Regions from separate parts of the Homo sapiens genome. Here regions 1 and 2 are each linked to region 3. The links are chromatin contacts, found by Hi-C or POLR2A ChIA-PET in ENCODE. All regions are on one chromosome and are shown on one strand. The core of a region is the stretch at or near the end of the contact, and the rest is flanking DNA. Distances in the headings are between cores, read along the strand shown. Region 1 overlaps SIPA1L2 (signal induced proliferation associated 1 like 2). Region 2 overlaps SIPA1L2 (signal induced proliferation associated 1 like 2). Region 3 overlaps SIPA1L2 (signal induced proliferation associated 1 like 2).

Region 1 (4,152 bases), core at 193-2,692, 44 kb before region 3:
GTGTCTGGGCTCTGCCACACAGTTCCAGCACTGGCCCCACTGTTGGTGGCAGTGTGCAGTGCCAAGCAGGTCCAGAAGGAGGCAAAGCCTGCTGCTCTGCTACAATGGAAACCAGACTCACTGATGCTCACATGACTGACCGTGGTCAAGCACAACTAGAATCCCTATCTAAGGGACCCTTTGTCACAGCCTGTTTCACAAATGCAAAGCTCAAAGCAGCAGCAAATGGCACATTCACAATGAGTCCCATCAGAGAAACAGTAATGTGACAAACGGCACCAATGTGTCTTCATGGTTATCGCCCGTGAAAGGAAGGGACTTATTGGGCATTCACTCTACTTGCTACTATCCTCACTGCTTTTAAAAAAGCTGTTTTGGCTGGGTGCGGTGGCTCACGCCTGTAATCCCAGCACTCTGGGAGGCTGAGGTGGGTGGATCACCTGAAGACAGGCGTTCGAGACCAGCCTGGCCAACACGGCGAAACCCCATCTCTACTAAAAATACAAAAATTAGCCGGGCGTGGTGGCACATGTCTGTAATCCCAGCTACTTGGGAGGCTGAGGCAGGAGAATTGCTTGAACCCGGGAGGCAGAGGTTGCAGTGAGCCAAGATTGCGCCACTGCACGCCAGCCTGGGCAACAGAGCGAGACTCTGTCTTCAAGAAAAAAGAAAAGCTATTTCACTGAAAGCTACAGATGGATTTGCCTGGGCAAGCGATGTTGTCACACAGTTTCCTGTGTCCTGCCACTCCCCTGCAGAAATCCTTTCACAAAGTTATTCAACAGCCTTTCAGTGATGATGTGTCACAGAAATACACCTCAGCATCAAAAGCAGACATTTCACATTAACTACCCAATAAAGAAGAAATCACATTATTAAAGTATCGCACTTTAAACATTTGCCATGATTGGGAGCCAGTTAATTCTCTTGAAAATGAAGTTTTACACAGAACCCTGAAGCACAGAACAAAATAAAAGCACTCTGGAAAGTATTGAAAGATAGATCCCTGAAAGTCAGTTTCCAAAGAGAAAATCCTTGAGAGAAGGGAAAAGCAAAAAAGGGAAAGAAAAAAGCTATCTCAAAAACATCGTTATCTGTGCCAGTCTGCCCAGGCCCTCTGTTTTTAAATACAATGAAGCTCACCCAACTCATGATGTTTGCAGACAGAAGGGTCTTGCACAACTGTGTCCAGTGGCTGAAGCGGGAATGGGAATCTACTCCCACACCATAGGAGGCCTCCACCTCACTGTACTTTTCACTTAAGAATCTGGGCTGCTGCCTCTGCCTGGAGTCCTTAATGGCTCAACAAGAGACCAGCAAGAGCAGGAGCAGATGCCATTGTAACCAATTTCACTTTGAAGTCACACTGGACCACAGGGGAAGAGCTAAATATAGGAGGAGGCAGGACACAGTTCACAGCTGCGCTGGAGAGAGAACAGAGCAGCCGGGGCTCGGCCTTCTTCTCGCTCCTGGTGGCCGCTCCTTCCCCAGCCCGAGCCCATCTGCAGGCACAACAGCACCTTCCACAGCACAGAATCACAGAACACTGAAGACAAAGTGACCTCACGGATTGCCTCCCCACTCCCTCATTTTGTGGGCTTTGCAAAGCACAGTCATGTACCGCATAGGGATATTTCGGTCAACAATGGACCACATACATGACGGTGGTCCCATAAAATCATGATGGAGCATATACAGAAATCTGATGCATGGCACTTGATATTGGCAGTGCAGATGAATAAGGGGAAATGTCTGATATTCAGTAATGGTGCTGGGACATTTGGTTTTCAATATGAAAATATATATATATATATGAATAAAGATATATATCTAGGATTGTGTAAGTATACTCTATGATGTTCACGCAATGACGAAATTGCCTAATAACACATTTCTCAGACCATATCCCTGTTGTTAACTGATGCGTGACTATAGTCTAGAATTCTGCTTTCTGACTCGTTTATAAATCCACTGCAAAGCTCAGAACCAGAGAGTGTGCCCAACAGCACCAAAATGCCAAACGATAAGCGTACATCCACCCACAATTCACTGACAGGGTGTCTACACTCAGATTCTTCTTTGGAGCTTATTTATTTCACATTCAAACCTAAGCAGTTTGATGATGTCATTTGCAATGCTCTTGAAAAACTAAGTAGCTCATCAGAAAAGGTGGAGGAAATAAATCACTTGCAGAGGAGTCTTTAAAACTACCAAGAAGTGACAGTTGAGAATTCAAGAGAAAAACTACAAGTAGCAGTCAAGAAAACTAACAGAATCTAGCAACCTAAAATCATCTCGGGGAACAGACCCTGGGGACATTAATGAATCAAATGGTGGTGACCGGGGTGCACAAAACAACAGTTTTTCATTCCACTTACACTCAGACATGTGCAACAGCATATGAATGAGACGCTGGCACTAAGTTTTGGCATAAATATGAACATATATATAATTTTATGTTCTAGTATTTCAAAGTCTGAATCACAAACTATTTACAAAACTCAGCTAGCCAGAATGACTAATTACCTGGGGATTTCAGGGCATAATAAATCCAACAGACTTTATTTTATTAAGAATTGGCAGCCATGGCTTCATCAATAAAAATAACCTTAATTAGGAAGCCTATCTCTCCATCTCCCTTTCCAAAAATAACTAACTTCCACCTAGAGAGCATCCTTGAGCAGTGTGATATAATGTGATACCTCTGCATGAACACGGGCATGAGGGTTATGAGTTATTTTCACAGCAGAGACAAAAAAGCAGGTCCAGGATTCTTTGATTCCACTGGCTGGAAGGAAGTAACTATGGTGTTAACACTGAGGCACACCTGAAGCCAAGACCGAAATTCAGGGTGGAGGAGAGGAAAGGAGACACAACAGGGGACCAAGATCTGTTGACAAAACTATTTCAGTCCTATTATGTCATCAGTATGAGGACAGAGAGACAATTCACACTAAGTGACCAGATGCAGTGTAAATATCTGTTTATTTAGCTTTATTGCATCAGATCATTTCTCTGATTCATGTTGTCATAATGTGATTACAAAAGACATGCTAAGTCTGGATTGATGCAAAAACAGGAGGGGGAATTATTAATAATCACAATTTATCTGGCAGACAAATTCTTTTAAGTCTATACTCCATGAGAAAAAGTAATAAACAGGCTTCACAGTGGTTTAACGTTATAAGGGACTGAAGTGGACAGAGTGACCTCCTAAGGTCTGTGTTACCCACCCTCCCCAACCCACTCCAATAAAACAAACTACAGTCAAAAATTACACAAATATTCTCAAGACAGAAACCAATACTGATGAAATTAAAATCTAAAACCATAAAAACCCTAGAAGAAAACCTGGGCAATACCATTCAGGACATAGGCATGGGCAAAGACTTCATGACTAAAACAGCAAAAGCAATGACAACAGAAGCCAAAAATGACAAATGGGATCTAATTAAACTAAAGAGCTTCTACACAGCAAAAGAAACTATCATCAGAGGCAACAGGCAACCTACAGAATGGGAGAAAATTTTTGCAATCTGTCCATCTGACAAAGGGCTAATATCCAGAATCTACAAGGAACTGAAACAAATTTACAAGAACAAAACAACCCCATCAAAAAGTGGGCAAAGGATATGAACAGACACTTCTCAAAAGAAGACATTTATGCGGCCAACAAACATATGAAAAAAGCTCATCATCACTGGTCATTAAAGAAATGCAAATCAAAACCTCAATGAGATACCATCTCACGCCAATTAGAATGGCGATCATTAAAGTCAGGAAACAACAGATGCTGGAGAGGATGTGGACAAATAGGAACATTTTTACACTGTTGGTGGGAGTGTAAATTAGTTCAGCTATTGTGGAAGACAGTGTGGCGATTCCTCAAGGATCTAGAACCAGAAATACCATTTGACCCAGCAATGTCATTACTGGGTATATACCCAAAGGATTATAAATCATTCTACTATAAAGGCACATGCACACATATGTTTATTGCAGCACTATTTACAATACCAAAGACTTGGAACCAACCCCAATGCCCATCAATGATAGACTAGATAAAGAAACTACCATACATATACACCATGGATACTATGTAGCCATAAAAAAGAATGAGCTCATGTCCTTTGCAGGGACATGGATGAAGCT
Region 2 (4,143 bases), core at 1,039-3,538, 37 kb after region 3:
ACTTTGAGATACCACTTCTCTAGTGTTATATCAAAGAAGATCCACTATTATCTGAAAGGAAATTCAAGCACTCCCTTTTCCAACTACAAACCTGTGTGAGGCTAGGTTTTCTTTGGTTGGATGGCAACCACAGCTACATATCACAACAGATTGAATGCAGATGCAAGGCAAGAAAACAGCTGTCTTCTAATAAGCCAGATATTAAAGATATTCGCAAAAAATAACGAAGCATACTTCTCAATAAGTGTCTTAGTTTTGGAAAATAGTTATTTTTCACGAAAGTATTATTTATGTTAACATACAGGTGGTTATATTGTTATTTTAAATTCAATAATGATTTCTAAAATCCCTTTTTTATTTCTGATATGGTAGATTATGTGATTGATAGAACTCACATAAACAAAAACTCTTTGGAGTCCTCAATTATTTTCCAGAGTGTAAAAAAAAGGCATGAGACTAAAATAATTGAGAAGCACTATCTGAAAGAAACATTTAGGTGGCAGTTCCCTCAAGGAAACACAGGGGCACGTTTATGGAAAAGAATTTGAGACATAAAGCAGGTGAGCTAAAATTTCCTCACCATCGGGTGACAAAACGCAGTTTCATTTCAATTCATTAAGCCAAATACGTATTCACTGAGGTTTCTCTTTAGGGTCAGACAATGATTAAACTATTTAAACATTTGGATCTCCATTAATCTTCCATCAATTTCCCAAATGACTAGTCTTGTGTAACACTACGGTAACACAGTATGTAAATTCACCCAGTTAGCTCACTGGTACTTGTATACTCTCCCAAATCCACTAACATTCACTACATTGTCTTTTGCCACCATTGGCTGAGAGGCTTCTCACTGAATTATTGATTTTCTGCCAATTAATTACCATAGTTAAGATTCAGTTGAGCTTCTCTTCGCAGAAATTCTTTTTTCCAATCTCACTTCTCTTGTACCCTTTGGAGTCTGTTGGGGAATCAAAATAATTGGTAACCTAAGGATAAGATACTGAGTTCTAAAAATATCCTTGGCATAACTTACAAATAACTCAGTTGTCAGACACTTAAATGGGCAAAGCACTGTTCTCCAGTGGATTCCACACTTGGATGCTTTTCAGCTGATCTTCCCTCAACTCTCTGTCAACAACTTTACTACAGGAATCTAAGACAAATCCATTTTACTGAACCCAGGGGAAAACTGATAAGTGCATTCACATATAGGCTCCTGTTTAGAAAAATGGCATGCTTGAGGTATAAGAACTATAAAAAAGAAAAAAGAATCTCCTTATCTATAGTAAGGCATATGCGTTTCAGGAAAGGAAACACAACTTCTAATTCCTGAAACAATACTTGCACAACTAAACAGACACTTCCTGCAGCAGTTCAGAAACCATCCAGCCAAGGAGGACGAATCACAGAACAGGAAGTCATCGCTCTATCTCAAGTCAAGGGTTCCTCTGAGGGCTTCCAGAGCCCACTGGAGTGTGCCTGCAATCCAGCAACGCAATCCGGGAATTCCATCTCTCCTATCCTCTTCCCCACAAGGGAAGTCAAGTCCCCAGACACCTTGCTGGAGCACATCATGGAACAGACAGTCCTCACCTCCCCAATTCCCACAGTCTCTCACCTCCACCTCCAGGGCCCTCCCACGCAGGCTACACAAAACCCCTCAAGAGTTTATCTCAAGATGCCCCATAAAAATGACTCTTGACTTTATTTCTCTAAAAGGTGTGTGTCACCAATTGCGCAGTGAGATTCAATAAAGCTCCATTTATTTTTGTATACAACTTGAGTCTGAAGAAAGTAAATAAATTAAACCAAACTTAATAAAGTTGAAGGAGAAATAAGAAATTTAACTCAGTGATAGCACCAGCATTTTAACAAGACTGCTGGAAGAAAGTGAGCTGGAGTTCATACACACTGTTTTCTGGAAAGCAGAGGGTATGGAGGAGAAACACAGTGGACCTGATGTCACATGCTGATTCAGACCCTAGCTCTCGGGCCCTACCTACTTCCTGAACGGGAACATGGCTTAGAGAAGCACATGGCATTGGGCCTCGCCCATGCAACCAGCCACACACAAATTAGTTCCATCCCTGCATTCCTCCCAATATCTCTACCACCATAAAAAAACAAAAAAAGGAAAAAAAAAATTGTCCTGCAGTGAAAGAATATGAGATCTTCCAACTAACTGCAGACCAAAGTCAGTCATATCGAACAGTGAATTCTTTACCATGCATTAGACAAAAGAAACTGGATTAGAGAAGTGACTCTAAGAGAGAAATGAAACCCACCCCATCAACCTAAAATGCAGACAATACAAACAGGAAGGACTGTGCTTTGTAAGAGTTTCCTCAACATAGTTTACAGCAAACAAAAGGGAATAAACCTTGGTCAAGTTAAAGGGCTGGTTAACGGAAAGCCGGGTAAATCAGAACACGGCTGATTTCAAGGTGTGTGCCCATTTTCCGGAGTGCAGCCAACACAGGGGAGCAGTGATGAGTGCTCACCGTCTCTCTTGGCCTTACTGACCTCCAGCACCCTATCTGAAAATAGCAGCCCACATAGGAACAATGACAAAACAGCCAAAAAGCATTTAAATGGAAAGAGTTAGTTAAACAAAAATTAGTAACTCGGCCTATTACAAAAATAGTTCACATGTGATTCCCTATTTCCTTGACCAAATTGGAAAATAATTTAGCTGTTTATATTTCAGAGAGAAGATCAACACACACAGGTACTCGAGTACTGACATTTCCATATTGGTCATGACGGGATCAGTCCTGTAAGGTTTGCTACTCATGAGTACTGTGCTGCCCATTACCTGTTCTACACCAAACCCAGCTCCTCCCTGGGTCTGCCGAGGATGGGCAGTGGAGCCCTTGGGCCAGGAGCCCCCACCAGGGCCAGGAATGTGGCTGCCTCTGGCTGGTCTCCAGGGAGGATGAGGTTTAACCTTTAACCCAGAATGGCATAGCCATCTGGCACCTCTGCCTTTTGTTGTGTGTTGCCTTTAAGCTCTCTCTTCAGGCCTTGTGATGCAGTTTACTGACTGGCAAGGTTTTCTCTCAGTTTTCTAGTCTCCTTAGTGAGGCCATGTTAGGGCAGAGTCTAAGAAAATCAAAAAGATGCGGTACCTTATGACAAGGAGAGAGGAAAATGCTTCCGAGCCCTTGTACCAATAAACTCCTGACCAAGGAGTCAGTGAACGGAGGTTGCTCTACTTCAAAATCCAGTTTATCCCAGCCCAAGAGGAACTCTTGTTCCTCACTTCTTATGTTCTAATTTTTAATTTACTAGAACTGGCTGAGACTCTTGCTTAAAAAAATAAGAACACAGTTGAAATGGCAACAGCCTAAGCCTGTAAGTGCCGCCTGCCATCATAAAGGGCCACTTCTATGGGTGCTTCTAGTGGGACTGAGCCCTTATGTCCCTTTTTTTCCCACTAATCACTCTTAGGAAGGGGCTACCAGAATAAGAAAAAGAAGGAAAACGTGACTGAATTATCCATTGCCACTATTTTACTACTAAAAATAAACTACCAGAGAAAAGAGAGGAAAAAAATATAAAGTTATCAATTCTTACACACACACACTTACTTAGAGGCTGTCTGAAAGCAAGAGGAATATTTAGCACAGACATTTGCAGACACTTACCGTCAGAATTAAAATGGGAAGCTGCATAGATAGAAGTCACTGAATAATTAGCCATGAAGACAATTTTCCTCCGCTATCTGCCAGATACAATTTCTTTCACTCCATCTCCAGAGGTAAACACATCTCAACTGGTATAGCTGAATGAGACCACCTGCCACTTGGTTTGCAAAGGTTCTTAATTTGGGGTAAAATTGTAGCCACCTAAAATGTTCAGATCTAAAAATACAAGTATTCTTTTATAAATCAAGTCTGTTGATCTTAAATCAAATTAACTCTGGTTTATATGTGAAAATAAAATAAAAAACTGATTTATCATGTAGTCTATACACTCCTGGCCCTCAGGTATTGAAAGACTAAGAAAAACTTAGTGAATCAAAGGAAGGAAAGTTTACTGTTACCCCAAAACTTTGTAAACTGCCAGGTTTTCTAGAACTAAACAACAACAACAACAAATCTTTTTTAACCTTTCCATAAAGAACCTTAGAAAACTTGT
Region 3 (3,994 bases), core at 1,373-3,872:
GGCTTAAAGCAGAGTGCCATTGAGGACAATGAAACAGAAACAGTGGACTGGGAGTGAGGAGACAGGTAAAGACCAACCAGGAGGGAAAACAGCAAAGACTGGAAAAAAATCAAGCCCGAATGGGAATCCTCCTACCACCACCTATTAACTCCTAGGTGGCCCCAGACAAACTACCGTGCGTTTCTATGTCTGTTTTCTCATCTGTAAAGAGTTAATGAAGCAAACAGTAGGGCTGGTGGGAAGATTAGATGAGATAGCAGAATGCATGTGTTTGGGACCTAATAGGCACTCCAAAACCAAAAAACAAAAACCACAAAACACTGGTGTAGTCCCTTCTGTCATGTCCCCCTAAAATCAGTTGTTTTTATTATATGACCCAGAACCAGCTCTTTCTCCATCTGTAAGAGAAAAGGGGTAGACCTGAAATACTACCTAAGAGAGGAGCCCTCACAACTTCAACATCCAGTATCTAAGGAACATTGGCTGCCAGCAGATTTACTGCTCCATGCTCACTGGGGAGGCCTAATAACAAACTAGTTTAACAACAAGCTAACTGAGGATGAGCCACGAGAATTTGAAAAATTTTTAAAAAATGAAGGACAATATGTCAAACTGACAAAGCAGTAGTACTCCCAAGAAGAGCGGTGGGAATTTCCAGGAAGGAGAGAGGCCCCAGTGGGGGAGGTGAGAAGAAGGCCTGGAAAGACCCTCCAGCCTCCGCAGACAGAGCGCTCCAGGCTGCCCACAGCCCCAGAGAGCAGGAGGGCGGAAGGGTTGCGCTGGAGCAAATGATTCAGATTCCTGTGAACTGTAAAAGCCTTTTAAAAAGCTACAGCCGGAGTGATAGTTTAGCTGATGAGTTGAGCCTTAAAAGCCAGGCCAAGGAATTTTAACTTTTCCATGAGAACAATAAGGTTATTTTTTATTTATTTATTTTCCCCATGAGAAGAAGTCTCGCTCTTGTACCCCAGGCTGGAGTGCAATGGTGCGATCTCGGCTCACTGCAACCTCTGCCTCCTGGGTTTAAGCGATTCTCCTGCCTCAGCCTCCTAAGTAGCTGAGATTACAGGCGCCCGCCCCCACGCCTGGCTAATTTTTGTATTTTTAGTAGAGACAGGGTTTCACCATGTTGGCCAGGCTGGTCTCGAATTCCTGACCTCAGGCGATCCACCCACCTCGGCCTCCCAAAGTGCTGGGATTACAGGCGTGAGCCACCACACCCGGCTGAGAATAGTAAGTTTTTAAGCCAGAGAGGGTTAGATTTATATCAAATATTTAGTGTCCAGTGCCTCACAAAGAGCAACCGGTGATTAAATATCACCTTTTATTAATACTGATAACAATATGCTTATATACTGCCTTTACCTGGCATTACAGAATTTTCTTAATTCTTAGGTAAAAGGTTGAAATCAGGAGATTGGTAGCTCTCACTGACTTATGGAACTGGTAACTTGCCTGACACAGACTAAGTAATTAGTAAATATTCGTTTTCTGCTTGTTTCTTTTTCAGAGAAAGGGTTGGCTGGAGCACAGTGGTGCAATCATAGCTGAGGCTCAAGGGATCCTTCTGCCTCAGCCTCCCAAGCAGCTAGGACTACAGGCATATGCCATCACATCGGGTTAATTTTGTATTTTTTGTAGAGCTGGGGTCTTGCTCTGTTGCCCAGGTTGGTCTTGAACTCCTGGGCTCAAGTGATCCTTCCACCTCAGCCTTCCAAAATGTTGGGATTATGGGCATGAACCACCACACACAGCCAATAAGTATCTGTTGAATCAAAGAATGCTTAAGTGAATGGATTATATCTAGCAAATATAGTATAAGAGAAAGAAATAACATTCATGAAATAAAAAAGCAGATTCCTGTATTTTAACACCATAAAATGGCCACTACAATTGAAACAGAAGACTTCCCTGACCCCCTTCACTGAATGTACAACGGGGGGTGGCACCCCTTATGGAGGGGGAGCATGCACACAGGCAGGTGCAGGAACCAGGGGGAGATCTTTTGGGCTCCAGCCACACAGCTGCATCTAGGGGTGGGTGCCTGCGACTCCCAAAGCCCCAGTGGGCATGCTTTTAGCTCTGCCATCTGCAGACGGCCTAAGTGTTAACCAGCTCAGTGCCCTCTTGGTACTCGGGTTCTTGTCTGGAGTCCAGGAAGCATCAGGTCACACACAGACTTGAAGGATGGTGAATTCAGGGGTTTTACCGAGTGGTGGAGGTGGCTCTCAGCAGGATGGATGAGGAGCTGGAGAGGAGGTAGAGTGGGAGGATCATCTTCCCCTGGAGTTTGGCCATCCAGTGGCTGATCTCCTCCCCAACTGTCCCTAGTCGAACTTCTCTGGATATTCAGATGCTCCTCCTCGTCTCTCCTTCTCTGCTGCACTGTTCTGCTGCCCTTCTCTCTTCTGTTCATCTGCCCGTCTGCTCATGGAGCCTGGGGTTTGGGGTTTATATGGGTACAGGACGGGGGGGCGTAGTGGGCCAAAAGACAACATTTGGGCATGAAAACGGGAATGCCTGTTCCCACTTAGGGCCGTGGATTTCCAGGCTTGGGGGTGGGGCCTTTGTTGGAGAACTGCCCTCTTCTACCCAGTATTTCCCTGTTTCCTGTCTCTTGTCCATATCACTATGTGACACGTTGTCTCTGGCCTCAGCTACACGTGGAAAGTGGCCAGGCTGCCAGGAGGCAAGGAGCCAGCACAGGATTTAGATAGAGGAGTTAGCTGCTCGACTGTCTCCTATATTTATACTCTTACCCCTGAGCGTCCATTTAATGTTTTCTTCTCCTTATAAAATACATGTCTAAATCCTCTTCTACCATAAAACTCATTTTAAAAATTGGTCTTTTCTGTAATTTGTGAATATTTATCTCCATTATCAGACAAATTCCAAGAGTACAAACACATATTTATATTCATTACAGAGGTGAGCCATCTGTAAGTGATCAACAAAAACTTTCTCATAAAGAACATAAAAGCCATCAACACAATGAAAATTCTGATAACCCATGTTCATTCTTTCATTTAAGCATTAAGAAGTTACCAAGCAGCAAGGCCCCATGGTAGGCAATGAGAAATACCTAAGGCATGAGCCCTGACTCCATCCAGGACATTTATAAACTACTGCAGGAGGCAAGATTAACATACAAATCTGTCCACAACACTGGTTTCAATCTCTAAAAAGTTATTTTTTCCACCAGAGTAACTATTAAGAATCAAAATGGATACATTTGGTTTTAAATTTCTATCTTCATCTCCTGTCTGTCTCTCTCAGAGATAAATGTTAACAAGCACTAGAATTATTTAAATGCAGTCATCAGAGCAAACCAGAAGAGAAGGACAAATGGAGAACAATCTATAGGAGAGACATAGCAGATCAGTGGCTGGACAGTCTGAAACTTCAATAACAGGACACAATACAAAGAAGAAGGGCTCCTACAGGAAAGGATATGGTGAAGTGGCTGTGCTAAAAGAAGGGATTATGAAATAAAATATTTACATTTAAAGTCCTAGTTTTAACAAACTTACTTTATCCAGCCTCTCAAATTCCAAAGCCTTCAACAGGAAAAGTCTTTCCACAATGCTACCCTAAAAATAGTTCCCTTTAGTCTTTCTCAGGATACCATGTAGATTTCCCTTCAGTTTGCTTTTGCAACAACACTGGTGTCACGAAGAATGAAACGACGACTTATTTTAACTAGAGAGCAATATTTATGTTATGCACACATATCTTGACACTGTCACACACGTGCTGATGTTTTCTTTCTAGAAATGGGATCTGCATCAGCCGTGTTTGGTGTGTGCCCTGGCCTTGCAGCTGTTGTGCTGGCAAGTTGGGTGTTGTTCCCAGGCATTCCACGGAGTTTCTTGGTTTAATTTTATCTAACAGGCTAAAAGGGGTACAATTATTTTTTATCAAAATAACAATAAGGAAATAACTTCCAACAATGAATTTCTAAGTGAAAGAATCTGCACATCATACATTTGTGTCT

What was found. Hi-C counts contacts between places; a loop is a spot of excess contacts on that map. ChIA-PET counts read pairs that join two places held with the same protein, here RNA polymerase II (POLR2A). Pooled maps may share reads with other maps.
Region 1: a map of heart right ventricle shows a loop between it and region 3 (2.3-fold over the local background). The contact joins two enhancer-like sites. A Hi-C loop is called at or near these places in 4 of 168 maps with a recorded cell type or tissue (dorsolateral prefrontal cortex, heart left ventricle and heart right ventricle) and 1 of 37 single-sample maps with no recorded cell type. POLR2A ChIA-PET finds 5 or more read pairs at or near these places in 4 of 52 experiments (A673, MCF 10A, OCI-LY7 and 1 more).
Region 2: a loop to region 3 is called in a map of endothelial cell of umbilical vein, with 5 times the contacts of the local background. The contact joins two enhancer-like sites. A Hi-C loop is called at or near these places in 3 of 168 maps with a recorded cell type or tissue (OCI-LY7, endothelial cell of umbilical vein and transverse colon) and 4 of 50 pooled maps. POLR2A ChIA-PET finds 5 or more read pairs at or near these places in 3 of 52 experiments (BJ, HEK293 and OCI-LY7).

Annotation. Positions count from the first base shown.
Region 1 is chr1:232,508,434-232,512,585 of GRCh38, forward strand. All of the region lies in intron 3 of SIPA1L2 (signal induced proliferation associated 1 like 2), which reads right to left. Among named protein-coding and RNA genes, the nearest start is that of SIPA1L2, 120 kb to the right of the region's middle. Within about 2 kb of position 1,443, at least 4 of the 41 ENCODE cell types and tissues checked have a DNase peak (open chromatin) inside an H3K27ac peak, as active enhancers do; they include heart right ventricle, where a contact is called at or near this core.
Region 2 is chr1:232,588,588-232,592,730 of GRCh38, forward strand. The region is part of intron 1 of SIPA1L2 (signal induced proliferation associated 1 like 2); the gene reads right to left. Among named protein-coding and RNA genes, the nearest start is that of SIPA1L2, 39 kb to the right of the region's middle. RefSeq lists an enhancer at 2,367-2,867. Within about 2 kb of position 2,289, at least 7 of the 41 ENCODE cell types and tissues checked have a DNase peak (open chromatin) inside an H3K27ac peak, as active enhancers do.
Region 3 is chr1:232,550,914-232,554,907 of GRCh38, forward strand. The region is part of intron 2 of SIPA1L2 (signal induced proliferation associated 1 like 2); the gene reads right to left. Among named protein-coding and RNA genes, the nearest start is that of SIPA1L2, 77 kb to the right of the region's middle. RefSeq lists enhancers at 224-752, 753-1,280. Within about 2 kb of position 2,623, at least 6 of the 41 ENCODE cell types and tissues checked have a DNase peak (open chromatin) inside an H3K27ac peak, as active enhancers do; they include heart right ventricle, where a contact is called at or near this core.